Linked DNA regions of Homo sapiens: regions 1, 2 and 4 are each linked to region 3. A link is a contact called in ENCODE Hi-C or POLR2A ChIA-PET data. All regions are on one chromosome and are shown on one strand. The core of a region is the stretch at or near the end of the contact, and the rest is flanking DNA. Distances in the headings are between cores, read along the strand shown.

Region 1 (2,967 bases), core at 169-2,668, 600 kb before region 3:
CTTGGTCCCCAGGCTGGAGTGCAATGGCGGGATCTCGGCTCACTGCAACCTCCGCCTCCCGGGTTCAAGCGATTCTCCTGCCTCAGCCTCCCGAGTAGCTGGGACTACAGGTGCGTGCCACCACGCCCGGCTAAATTTTGTATTTTTAGTAGAGACGGAGTTTCACGGTGTTAGCCAGGATGGTCTCGATCTCCGCCCGCCTCGGCCTCTCAAAGTGCTGAGATTACAGGCGTGAGCCACCACGCCCCGCCCAACTCGTCCTTTCTTTAGACTTTATCCTGTGAGGGTGAATTATGGCCTGTCCCTGGACACACCCGTTCTGCTTTCCCCGCACCAACTGTATCCCAAATAGGGGAAGTAGTCTCTTCAACCTTCAAAAATGGGGCACTGGCTGGGCACGGTGGCTCACGCCTGTAACCCTAGCACTTTGGGAGGCCGAGGCGGGCGGATCACCTGAGGTCAGGAGTTCGAGACCAGCCTGGCCAACAGGGTGAAGCCCTCTCTCTACTAAAAATACAAAAAATAGCCGGGCGTGGTGGCGCGCGATTGTAATCCCAGCTATTCAGGAGGCTGAGGCAGGAGAATCGCTTGAACCCGGGAGGCGGAGGCTGCAGTGAGCCGAGATCGCGTCACTGCACTCCAGCCTGGGCGACAGAGCGAGACTCCATCTCAAAAAAAAAAAAGGGGGGGGGGCGGGGAGCGACATTAGGCCAGCGCGAGTGTGCGGCTCCAGGCCACCAGGGCGGCCGCTCTGGCTCTGCCCTGTTAAAGTGGGGGCAGCGCCCGCTGAAAATTGGCACATCTTGGCTTCCGCAGGTACCAGGGCCTTTAAAAAGGTTCAGCTGGCCGGGCACGGTGGCTCACGCCTATAATCCCAGCACTTTGGGAGGTTGAGGCTGGCAGATCACGAGGTCAAGAGATCAAGACTATCCTGGACAACATGGTGAAACCCCGTCTCTACTAAAAATACAAAAATTAGATGGGCGTGGTGGCGCGCGCCTGCAGTCCCAGCTACCCGGGAGGCTGAGGCAGAGGAATCGCTTGAACCCGGAGGCGGAGGTTGCAGTGAGCCGAGATCGCGCCTCTGCACTCCAGCCTGGGCGACAGAGCATGATTCCGTCTCAAAATAAATAAATAAATAAATAAATAAATAAATTAAAAAAAGGTTGAGTTGAGTCATCGCATGAGGTAAGTCTGTCTCCTCTCCTCACCCATAGGCTGCAGCCACAGGTCCGCACGGAAAACCAGGAGCTCCAAGACTGCCGCACACTCAACATCCAACTCGCGGGGCCGCGGGGACGGCCACAGAAGCCAATCGGCTCCTGCTACATCACAGACCCCGCCCTCAAACCTTGAGGAGCCCGCCCCACGCACTGCTGACCCGGAGCCAAAAGAACTGCGTGGCGTCCGATTCTGGCGTCACTTCCCTTCCCGCGATGGCGGCACAGGGAGCTGCTGCGGCGGTTGCGGCGGGGACTTCAGGGGTCGCGGGGGAGGGCGAGCCCGGGCCCGGGGAGAATGCGGCCGCTGAGGGGACCGCCCCATCCCCGGGCCGCGTCTCTCCGCCGACCCCGGCGCGCGGCGAGCCGGAAGTCACGGTGGAGATCGGAGAAACGTACCTGTGCCGGCGACCGGATAGCACCTGGCGTGAGGGCGGGGCCCAGGGCTGGGGGCGGGGCGGAGCTCAGGGCCAGGGGGTGGGGCGGGGCCTGAGGACAGGCTGTCAGTGAGGCCAAGATCCGGGGGCTGGGAGTGGAGAGGAGGAGGGGCGGGGCTTGAGGAAAGAACGCCGCGTTCCGGGCGCTGAGAAACCAGCCGGGTTGTGGGAGGCTGTTGACCTTGAATTATGCCGAGCGACGCCTACAAACCCACCGCTCAGGCCTTCACCAGGATTGTTCCCATTCCACTTCCTTGCCCAGTCTTAGGCTTCATTCCTTTTTCTTGCTAACGCTGCTTCCTCACCCTCTCTTGTCTCTGCGTCTTCTTTTTCCATTTGTCCCTGGCAGCCATCCGCAGAGAGAAGACCTTCCAGAAACAACAGGCTTCCCTTTCCTAAAGTTCTGCTGCCTTCTCTCATTTTCAAAATTAACCCCAAACTCCTTAGGGTGGCATTCATTTTTGTGACCTCTCCAGTTTCTAGCCAACACTAGGAAAGGGCATTGCCAGGCCAGAACACACTGTGCCCTCTGAAGACCACACGCCCTTTACCACCTGTGCCCTTTGCTTGGAATGCTTTTTCTTCCCTTTCTCCTTGTTTGCCTGCCTAGCTCCTACTCATCCTCTTAGCTTCATATCCTTTGTGATGTCATCCTTGATTCCCCTTCAGGCAAAGTGAGTGGTTCCCTTCTCTATGTTCCTGCAACATTTTTTTCCTACCTCAGTCATAGTTTTTGTAACATTATGTTGTAATTTTCTCTCTCTGTCTTCCTCCATCATACTGGGAACTTCTGGAGGGCAGCACTTCTTGTGATTCATCACTGTGTCCTCTGTACCCGGCAACAACACAGCATAGGGCCAGACACGTAGTGGTTGCCTTACTCATTTATTGAATGCTCTGCTAATTGTCAGGTGCGCTGCTAAAAATTTTGGAGGCATTAATTCACCTTCTAAGGTTGGTACTATTATCCCTTTTGTCTTTTTTTTTTTTTTTTTTTTTGAGACAGGATCTCGCTCTGTCACCCAGGTGGGATTGCCGTGGCACGATGACAGCTCACTGAAGCCTAGACCTTCTAGGCTCAAGTGATCCTCCCACCTCACCCTCTCAGAGTGTTGGGATTACTGGCATGAGCCACTGTGCCCAGCTGTTATCCCTTTTCACAGATGAAGAGACTGAGGCTCAGAAAGATGGAATAACTTGCTCAGTTACACATAGCTAGGAAGTAGGGAGCTGGAATTTTGTGTATTTTTTTTTGTTTGTTTGTTTGAGATGGAATCGCTCTCTGTTGCCAGGCTGGAGTGCAGTGGCGC
Region 2 (2,954 bases), core at 448-2,947, 620 kb before region 3:
TTAAGGGCCCTTCAGCCTCTAACAGTACTTAAACCAATTAAAAGACTCCTGTTAGTTACCTCCCCACATCCCCACCCGCAGGACGCTCCGTGATGAGCAGCTAGCTGGCTGTCAGCTGTGTGGATCACCAAGATTGCATGGAGTGGGGCTGAGCTGACCAAGGGGGATGAGGGGCGGGGCGGGGCGGGCAGGGAGGGGGCGGAGCCACTCACCTAACAATAGCTGTAGTGTGTAGAAGATGCAACCGAATATGCTGTTGGATTGATTGAGGATGCTGTCCTGTCCCAGCACATGCTCCACCAGCCCGAAACCCCTGCCCCACCTGGCAGAGGGGTGGGGTGGGGTGGAACCAGGTTAGGACTGTCAACCCAGTGCCTTGGACCCTGCCCGAGAAAGGTGATTTCCAAGAAGCCACCTGGGCTATCCTCTGTTCCCCGACCTCCCATCCTAGTCCAAGGGTCGATGATCTCCTGGCACCGGGCACCTTTGGCCACGTCAGGATTCCATGTCACTGACCCTATCCTCCCCTCTCCCCAGACCAGGCCCGGACGTGGCTACTCCGTAGGCCCTGCTTTTCATCTTAGACCTTAAGTAAGTCTCTTTTTTTTTTTTTTTTTTTTTTTTTTTGAGACGGAGTCTCACTCTGGCCCAGGCTGGAGTGCAGTGGCGCGATCTCGGCTCACTGAAACCTCCGCCTCCCGGGTTCAAGCGATTCTCCTGCCTTAGCCCCCCCGAGTAGCTGGGATTAAGGCACCCGCCATAGCGCCCGATTAATTTTTCTATTTTTGGTAGAGACAGGCTTTCACCATGTTGGCCAGGCTGGTCAACTCCTGACTTCAAGTGATCCATCCGCCTCGGCCTCCCAAAGTGCTGGGATTACAGGAGTGGGCCACCGCGCCCGGCCCTTAAGTAATTCTTAAAATGGCAAGGCTGGTATAACGGTTCACTCGGTTTTGCATCAGAGACTGGGAGTCGGGGGCAGATTATCTTTGCCCTGGACCCCAGAATCTCCAGCTCCCTGGCCACTCACTCGCCTCCTCTGTATTCCGTCATTATGCTAACGCCTGGCCATCACGCACAGCCAGACCGGGCCACCTTGTTCCTGGGCGCAGCCATCGCCAACACCCCCCTTCACCTGCGCGCCGTCCTTGAGACCATCGTCAATCTCTACCGCCATCCTGCCTCCCCGCCTTTCCTGGTCACCGTTATTCCTTGGCATCCAATTCACGTGCGAGTCCCCGGAATAATCCCAGTCCCCAGCACTGTCTGGTCCCTTGCCTCGCACTCTTATTTCGAACACCAGTATCGCTGGGTAGCTCAGCCCCTGTGCAACGACCCCGCGAGCAGTCCAGCCCCGTGTCCGTTCCCCGGGCACACCGATCCCAGACTCCAGAATAATCATCTGGCATCCTGGCCGCCCTGCTCCGAGGCCCCACGCCTCCCACTCCCGTGCACACCTGGAGGAGAAGACGCGCGAACAGCTGATGGCGGTGCCCACGTCGCAGAGCGCGCGGTAATCCCGGTCCCGGGCGCGCGCCGCCTTCACGTGCAGCGCGTAGAGCGAGAGCACTAAGCCCGTCAGGCAAAGAGCGAGCCGCACCCAGCCAGGGCTCCCCCAGGTGCTGCCCATTATCTCCAGGTTCCGCCCGAGGCGCCCGCGGAGAAAACCAGCCACGGAGCAGGGGCCGGGCGGCGAATGGCCGCGCCCCTCCTGGCCCTCTGACTCGGCGATTGGCCGGCCGTGCTCGCACTCCACGACCCAAATGGCTGTTCCAGGGCGCTAGTCAAGCGGGCGAGTTAGGAAAACAGCGAAGAATGCCGGGACTAGTGAAGCGGGTAAGGGACGTGCGGAATCGCGGCCCCAGCGGCTGCCAGGCATGATGGGAGTTGTAGTCGGCGCGGCTGCAAGGCATCAAGGGAAATGAAGTCTCCACAGATTTAAAAACTGTTGGCCGGGCACGGTGGCTCACGCTTGTAATCCCAGCACTTTGGGAGGCCGAGGCTGGCGGATTACCTGAGGTCAGGAGTTCAAGACCAGCCTCGCCAACATGGTGAAACCCCATCTCAACTAAAAATACAAAAATTAGCCGGGCGTGGTGGCACATGCCTGTAATCCCAGCTACTCGGGAGGCTGAGGCAGGAGAATTGCTTGAGCCGGGGAGCCGGAGGTTGCAGTGAGCCGAGATCGTGCCACTGCACTCCAGCCAGGCCGACAGAGTGAGACTCTGTCTCAAAAAAAAAAAAGAAAAAAAAAAGTGTGTTAGTGTGGTTAACAGCATTTGCGCTTACCCTATGCCAAGTCCTGTTGTAAGAATTGCAGCATCCGGGACCTAGAGACCAGCGGATCAGGGGATCCAGCGAATACGGCGATCCGATTCGGGAACCAAGCATTTCCCCTGAAACTATTTCAGGCACCATTCGGGCTGCAGCCTCCCATCCTCCCGGGTCCTGCCTCACCAGTGCTTCCTGGTGGTCGGTCTCCCTTTCTCCCATACATTCACAGAACCACTCCTTTGGCCACACACACCCTTGACAGTATCCTAACCTCTCTACTATCATGGCGCCCGCCTGGCAACACCTGAGCTTGCATCAACTCAACAGTCAGTCTCTCCTTTCCAAGCTGTGGGCCAGATGAGGTCTCTCCTTCACAGACGTCCCATCTGATGGTGACCCATCTCTCCTACACCTTCAACCTCTCCATCCTCCCCATCTACACTGCAACTTGTTTCTCTTTCCCATCTCAGAAACAGCAACAAATCTCCCTTCACTAAGAGGTCCTTCACCAGCCTCCTCTCCCGGCATTATCCCATCTACCCCTCCACATTCAAGTTTTTGGAAAGATTCTACACTCCCAGTCTCTACTTCCTCACTTCTTCCTTGCTGCCCACGCCATAAACTAGCTGCTGCCTCCAGCATTGCCCTGACACCTAGTGGCTGGTGTCACCAAGACGCTA
Region 3 (2,880 bases), core at 141-2,640:
AACAGACACCTTGTTTCAGAGGGAATGGGCATGAGCTGGCAAGTGAAGCACCCCCACAGCTTATCAGGAACTTTTTCTCATTTTTAAACCATCATGTCTTCATTTCACATTGGAATAAAGTGAGGTTTTGGAACCTGCTGCCCCAGTCTCTGGATTGTGAGGGCTGTTGTCAAACAGGTTACTAGGAGAGGAATATGTATAAATTAGCTCAAATTCAAGGTTATGCTTGTAATGTCACCTGAGTGGGAAGTAAGAGGGTGGAGTCACAGGCACTCAGCTGGGATTTACCTGGCCTCGTCACTAGACTAATGGGATTGTGGCACAGGTGAACATCCCGTCATTGGAGAAGAAAGGCTGGATTGAAGGCCAGGTGGGGGAGGGGTGCTAGGCTGTGGGGTCAGGCCCTGGGCATGCTGGACCTGTTAGGTCACTGAACATCTGACTGGGCACCTGCCCAGATTTGTCCCTTCAGTTGAGGTGGGATTGGCAGCACTCCCCAGAAGGCGTGCAGTGCCGGGAGAGTGGAGGAGGGTCTGACGTTTGCTATCCTGTGGTAGGTTTTAGAGCTAACTAGATGCTTGTGGAGAGCTAATGACATGGGAAGAAGGCAGCCCACCTTGATGGACCGGAGGGTTAGAGCCTGCGATGTGAGAAGCGGGTGTGTGGAGGTGGCCTGTCTACAAGAGGGCAAGTTTAAGGCCCATTGCAGTGGCACTATCTCAGCTCACTGCAGCTGGTGGCTGCCAGGCCATCCCTCTCCAGAGCAGGGAGGCCCTCAGCCTTATGTATAATTGAATGCCTTTTGGGATGCTTGGATAGTCCTTTATGTCTTGGAAATTCAGAAAAGAAAAAAAAAATTACAATCCTCCTGTCTGTTAGTTTCCCTGAGCCAACTGGATAAAAGATGTCCCTGACCCCAAGATTTTAAGTGACACCCAAGGGAAGCCACCGTTACCTTGGCTGTTGAAGCCTCCTGCATGCTCCCCAAAAACCCCAGCAGTTTCCTCTGCAGTCCCACAGTTATGTCCTGAGCAGTGGGGTACCGTGTGATGAGAGGTGCTAAGGATGGGATGAGGGTCTTTCCTGTGTTATTAGAACGGTTAAAAAGTTGTTTTAAAGGTGCCCAAATGCCCTCCTTCTTAAACTTAATTAGCTAATAAGATGCCTTATACAAGCAAAACCAGGTACGGGAAAGCAAGTGCATTTCAAGTCCAAGCTCACCCCTTAAATTAGCTGTAATACCCTCAGCAGGTGGCCCCACCTCAATGAGCCTGTCTCCCATTCAAAAAGCAGAACGAGTGAGAGGGCGGGGCCTGGAGCTTTACCCAATCAGTGGCGTCGGAGTGGAAATCCTCCAATCGGGAGTAGCCGGAGAGCAGGGGCGGCTTCCGGGATTTGGCGGTGGCCTTTGTTGGCTGCAGTAAGAGCTCAGTCTCTTCACCAGGGGCTCCCAGTCCTTCCATCTGGGAGGCCAAGGCGGCTTCGCGTTCTGAGAATAGACAGAACCTCTGTTACTCTGTGACCGGCAGGCACCGGGAGATCCGTAGCTCAGACGCCAGGACATCCCGGAAGCTGGGAAATGGTGAATGTGCCAGGTCGGGGGTCCCCAGAAGAGGGAGAGGGGCGGTCGGAAGCGGCGGGAACCCTCTTTGAGGTTAGCTTCGGGGTCTGGGCCCTGAGTCCCCGCGGACGCAACTCGGCCCTTGGTCCCCTCCGCCGCAAGATGGCGGCCGGGCCGGCAGCCGGGACCCCGCGCGTCCGGTCCCCTCCCGACCCCGCAGAGCGACCTCTGCCATGGCCGGAGCCGTCTTTGGGTCGCCGCAGCCCGGCGTCTCCCGAGATTGTGCGGTGAGAACGTGAGGGTCTTAGGGGAAATCCCGGGTCGGCGTGTGATTCGTGTGTGGGAAGATACTGTGCCCCGTGGTGTCCCAGTCTCCTTTTTCCTCTTACAAATTAAGGGGAGTCACCCTTAAAGCGTTAAAGGGTTGATTTAGGTAAACAGCGATTGGTGAAATGGGAAGCCTGCCGCCGTGGTTTGTGGTTTAGGGTCCTCTGGAGCAGCGATTTCAAAATCCCAGGGCTCAGCTTAGGAATGCTGCTGGGGAAAAGAAATAGGGACAATCTCTCTTCCACTTTGGCTGTAGAAAACGAATACATTTCCACAGAAAGTGTGCTAGATTAATTGGTCAATTACAAACATTCATTAAAATATCAGGTCCTCTCTTTTGCAGTGGAGGATTTGTGACAGTGGATATCTGTGTTCCATATTCTACTGCTATCTGGATGTCCGACTTTAATGCCAAATGTTATGAGACAGGACTTGGCACCTCCTAGAAGTGTTCACATATACTAAATGATCTGCTATTATGGAAATAATTAAATGACATGTTTCTTGCTCGAAAGAGGTATTTTGGCCTTACCTGTTGAAGTATAAAGTGTAAGTGCCTTACAGTTTCCTTCCTTTCTATAAAAACTGTTTTGAGTGATTTTGCTATTTTCCTGAAACCTGTTAGGTCACTGAACATCTGACTGGCTGGGCACCTGCTCCTGTCCCTTCAGTTGAGGTAGGATTGGCAGCACTCCCCAGAAGGCGTGCAGTGCCAGGAGAGTGGAGGAAGGTCTGACGTTTGCTATCCTGGGGTAGGTTTTAGAGCTCGCTAGATGCTTGTGGAGAGCTGATGAGATGGGAAGAAGGCACCCCACCTCGATGGACCTGAAAGAGAGAGCCTGCGAATTGAGAAGCGGGTGTGTGGAATAACCCTGACTAGGCATAGAAGACCTCAGTCTTATTTGAGCCTGCAAAAGGAGGTCATTGAAGGCCCAGTTAGTTCTTCCTGGGGAGCGCCCCCTTCAGGTGTCCCTGAGGTTCACAGCAGCCAT
Region 4 (2,796 bases), core at 32-2,531, 820 kb before region 3:
TCTGTGAATTTGGGCGTGACCATGTCCAGAGGTTAAGGGTATAAGGGGTTAGGAGCATGGTTAAGACAGCATTTTTTTGAGCCAAGCTGCTTAGGTAAAATCCCAGTTGTGCCACACCTAACTGTGTTACCCTGGACAAGTCACTTCTCTCTATTCCGCATCTATAACACAGGAGTTAGTTAATGTGCATATGGCTCTTAGAACAGTGCCCAGCACATGGTAAATGCCCAATAAATATTTACAGTTAATACACATGTGATTGTGGGCCCTACCAATTGTCTGGCTCAATTCTATCTGCTGTGCCCTCTCCAGTTAAACTCTTTCTTCTTTTATTCCAGCAATTGCTCACGGCAATACACACACCCACTCACACGAACACACGCACACACATGCACGCGCACATGCACACACGCGCACACCTGCACACTCACACGCACACAAATCCACTCGCACACACGCATGCTCACACGCACACACGTCCGCATGCACGCACACACGCAGACACACGCAAGCGCACACACACACGGGCCTCCTCGTCTTCATTCACAAACCCCATTAGCTTCTGTTGTCTATGGGCTTCCTCGACAGACCGCGAGCCCCTCGCGGGGGCCAGAAACCAAGTATGGATCATCCCTATGTGCCTTCCTTTCCGTCTACACCAGGTTAATGGGGTTGACGTATGGGTGTGACTTCCTGTCCAGGTCTCTGTAGCTTGTTCTCCTGGGGGTGGGGGGCGGGGTGTGATTGTTACTAGGCCTGCTAAGAAGAGGAGAGCAGTGTATCTGTCTCCCTCCTGGTGGGTGTGACAATGAGATTGGAAGCCATCTAAGATAGGCCAGGAGATGTATGTCTGGACAAACATGCCCCAAGCCTGACGGCCCCCATCGTAGCCTCCCTCGCAAGCCGCGCCCCAGACTAGAGAGAGGGCCTGCGCATTCCTGTCCTGCCAGTCCGGCAGTTCCCTCTCCTGTCTCCTCAGCTTTACACCCAAAGCAGCCGCTGCCTCAGGTCCAAGCCTGAGCCCGCGGCAGAACATTGGGCTGCCTCCCAGGCCCTGACACCCCCAGCCCCGAGGTCCTGTCCACCCGGCAGACAACTTGCCTTCCCCCTCGGGCCCCTTCCCCCACTAGGCCCCACGGACGAGGAGCTGAGCTCAGGGCCAAGGAATCCTGTCTCAAAAGGGGGGGTAGGATGAAATGTTTGGGGTCTGGGCTCTGATTGGCTGCGCCCGGGCCACGCCCCCAGCCCTTTCCCCTTTCTCCCCCCTCGAAAGGGGGGCGTGAAGGGAGCCGGGATCAGCCAGGGGCCAGCATGAGCCGGAGGGAGGGAAGTCTGGGTAAGGGGCTGAGGGACCGGACGCCGGGTCGCTGAGGGGCGCAGGAGTCAGAGGGATTGGGAGCTGGGGGTCTGGGTTTCCGCCACCCCCGGGTCCGGGAGGGGAGCGGCCTTGGCGGGGAAGGGCAGGGCTCCGGTGTCAGGTAACGAGTGAGCGGGTGAGTTGTGAGAAACAGCAGGCGCTAGGGTTTAGAGGAGGCCTGGGGCTGAGGTTTCAGGGACCTGGGCTCAGGGCTTAGATCACCGGTTCGAGTACACCCAGGGGGAGGACTGGGGTCGGGGCTGGGGCAGGACCCCTGCGTCCACTGAGTCTCGGGAAAGAATCAGAGCTGGGGGGCTGAAGGAAGGGGTAGAGTAAGGGAAGGCAGTCTTGGAGTCACAGGAAGTAGTGAGTGACAACAGGAGACGAAAGTCTGGGCTGCTGAGGATCGCGACTGGTGCTGGGAAACTTCGGGGGTGGGGCGGGGGCGGGGCACCGGGTCAGGACTACATTCCCCAGCACGCATCGGGCGCGCGCTGTGCGTTTCGGGAAATGGAGTCCCTCCCGGGGCGCCAGACACTGGCTCTTGCGGACCTTGATTCGCTGACTAGCCAGGCCAGCGCCTTGCATGGATGGGGCATCAGGGAGAGAAATGGAAATGGAAGTCAGTCTCCCTATCTGTAAAATGGGCCTTCAAGGCACATTTTGATATGAAGTTCTGTACTTCGATGATGTTGAAGTCCACTAGCAGTCACTGAGGTAGAAATATGTAAGCCCTGTCTTCAAAGGGCTCTCAGGCTAAGGCAGATACACACAGAAAAGCCGTTAAAAGAGCTACCCTGGAACTCATGCAAATGGCCTTAAGTCAAAGGAAGGAGTTCGTTTATAAAGGAGAAGTGATTCTGGAGGCTTCACTGAGGAGGCAGTACAGTCATGCACTGCATAACAACATTTGGTCAACAGGTGGACCGCACAGACAATGGAGGTCCCATAAGATTCTATGCATTTTTAGCCTGGGCAACATGGCGAAACCCTGTCTCTACAAAAAAATACAAAAATTAACCGGGCATGGTGGCGCATGCCTGTAGTCCCAGCTACACAGGAGACCCAGGCGGGAGGATCGCTTGAGCCCAGGAGGTCGAGGCTGCAGTGAGCCAAGATTGCACCACTGCACCCCATCCTGGGCGAAAGAGCAAGACTCCGTCTCTCTCTCTCTCTCTCTTTCTCTTTTGGGATGGAGTCTTTCTCTGTTGCCAGGCTGGAGTGCAGTGGCCTTGGCTCACTGCAACCTCTGCCTCCTGGGTTCAAGCAATTCTCCTGCCTCAGCCTCCCAAGTAGCTGGGACTACAGGCGTGTGCCACCAAGTCCAGCTAATTTTTTTTTTTTTGTATTTTTAGTAGAGATGAGGTTTCATCATGTTGGCTAGGATGGTATTGATCTCTTGACCTCGTGATCCACCTGCCTCAGCCCTCCAAAGTGCT

Evidence for each region. A loop is a pair of places that touch in the nucleus more often than their neighbours do. ChIA-PET counts read pairs that join two places held with the same protein, here RNA polymerase II (POLR2A). Pooled maps may share reads with other maps.
Region 1: a loop to region 3 is called in a map with no recorded cell type, with 16 times the contacts of the local background. The contact joins the promoter of KAT8 here to the promoter of KRABD5 in region 3. A Hi-C loop is called at or near these places in 3 of 37 single-sample maps with no recorded cell type and 11 of 50 pooled maps. POLR2A ChIA-PET finds 5 or more read pairs at or near these places in 5 of 52 experiments (CD4-positive, alpha-beta T cell, H1, HEK293 and 2 more).
Region 2: a loop to region 3 is called in a pooled map, with 7 times the contacts of the local background. The contact joins the promoter of VKORC1 here to the promoter of KRABD5 in region 3. A Hi-C loop is called at or near these places in 1 of 37 single-sample maps with no recorded cell type and 8 of 50 pooled maps. POLR2A ChIA-PET finds 5 or more read pairs at or near these places in 1 of 52 experiments (Caco-2).
Region 4: a pooled map shows a loop between it and region 3 (5-fold over the local background). The contact joins the promoter of CTF1 here to the promoter of KRABD5 in region 3. A Hi-C loop is called at or near these places in 1 of 50 pooled maps. POLR2A ChIA-PET finds 5 or more read pairs at or near these places in 2 of 52 experiments (B cell and activated CD4-positive, alpha-beta T cell).

What each region holds. Positions count from the first base shown.
Region 1 is chr16:31,116,246-31,119,212 of GRCh38, forward strand. KAT8 (lysine acetyltransferase 8) reads left to right here and starts at 1,419. Exons shown (of 11, transcript NM_032188.3): 1 at 1,419-1,647. The coding sequence starts at 1,437. It also overlaps a transcript of BCKDK not described here. RefSeq lists silencers at 1,237-1,463, 1,363-1,712 and an enhancer at 1,883-2,002.
Region 2 is chr16:31,093,100-31,096,053 of GRCh38, forward strand. It overlaps VKORC1 (vitamin K epoxide reductase complex subunit 1), which reads right to left and starts at 1,698. Exons shown (of 3, transcript NM_024006.6): 1 at 1,458-1,698; 2 at 213-322. The coding sequence starts at 1,630. LOC124903680 (zinc finger protein ENSP00000375192-like) reads right to left here and starts at 2,906. Exons shown (of 1, transcript XM_047435012.1): 1 at 1,785-2,906. The coding sequence starts at 2,279. The coding sequence ends at 1,785. RefSeq lists enhancers at 1-631, 1,812-1,991, 2,022-2,071, 2,122-2,171, 2,687-2,866.
Region 3 is chr16:31,711,854-31,714,733 of GRCh38, forward strand. KRABD5 (KRAB domain containing 5) reads left to right here and starts at 1,391. Exons shown (of 5, transcript NM_001130913.2): 1 at 1,391-1,582. The coding sequence starts at 1,580. RefSeq lists enhancers at 1,558-1,677, 2,802-2,851 and a silencer at 1,768-1,827.
Region 4 is chr16:30,895,333-30,898,128 of GRCh38, forward strand. CTF1 (cardiotrophin 1) reads left to right here and starts at 1,282. Exons shown (of 3, transcript NM_001330.5): 1 at 1,282-1,336. The coding sequence starts at 1,312. RefSeq lists enhancers at 1-451, 452-955, 1,819-1,868.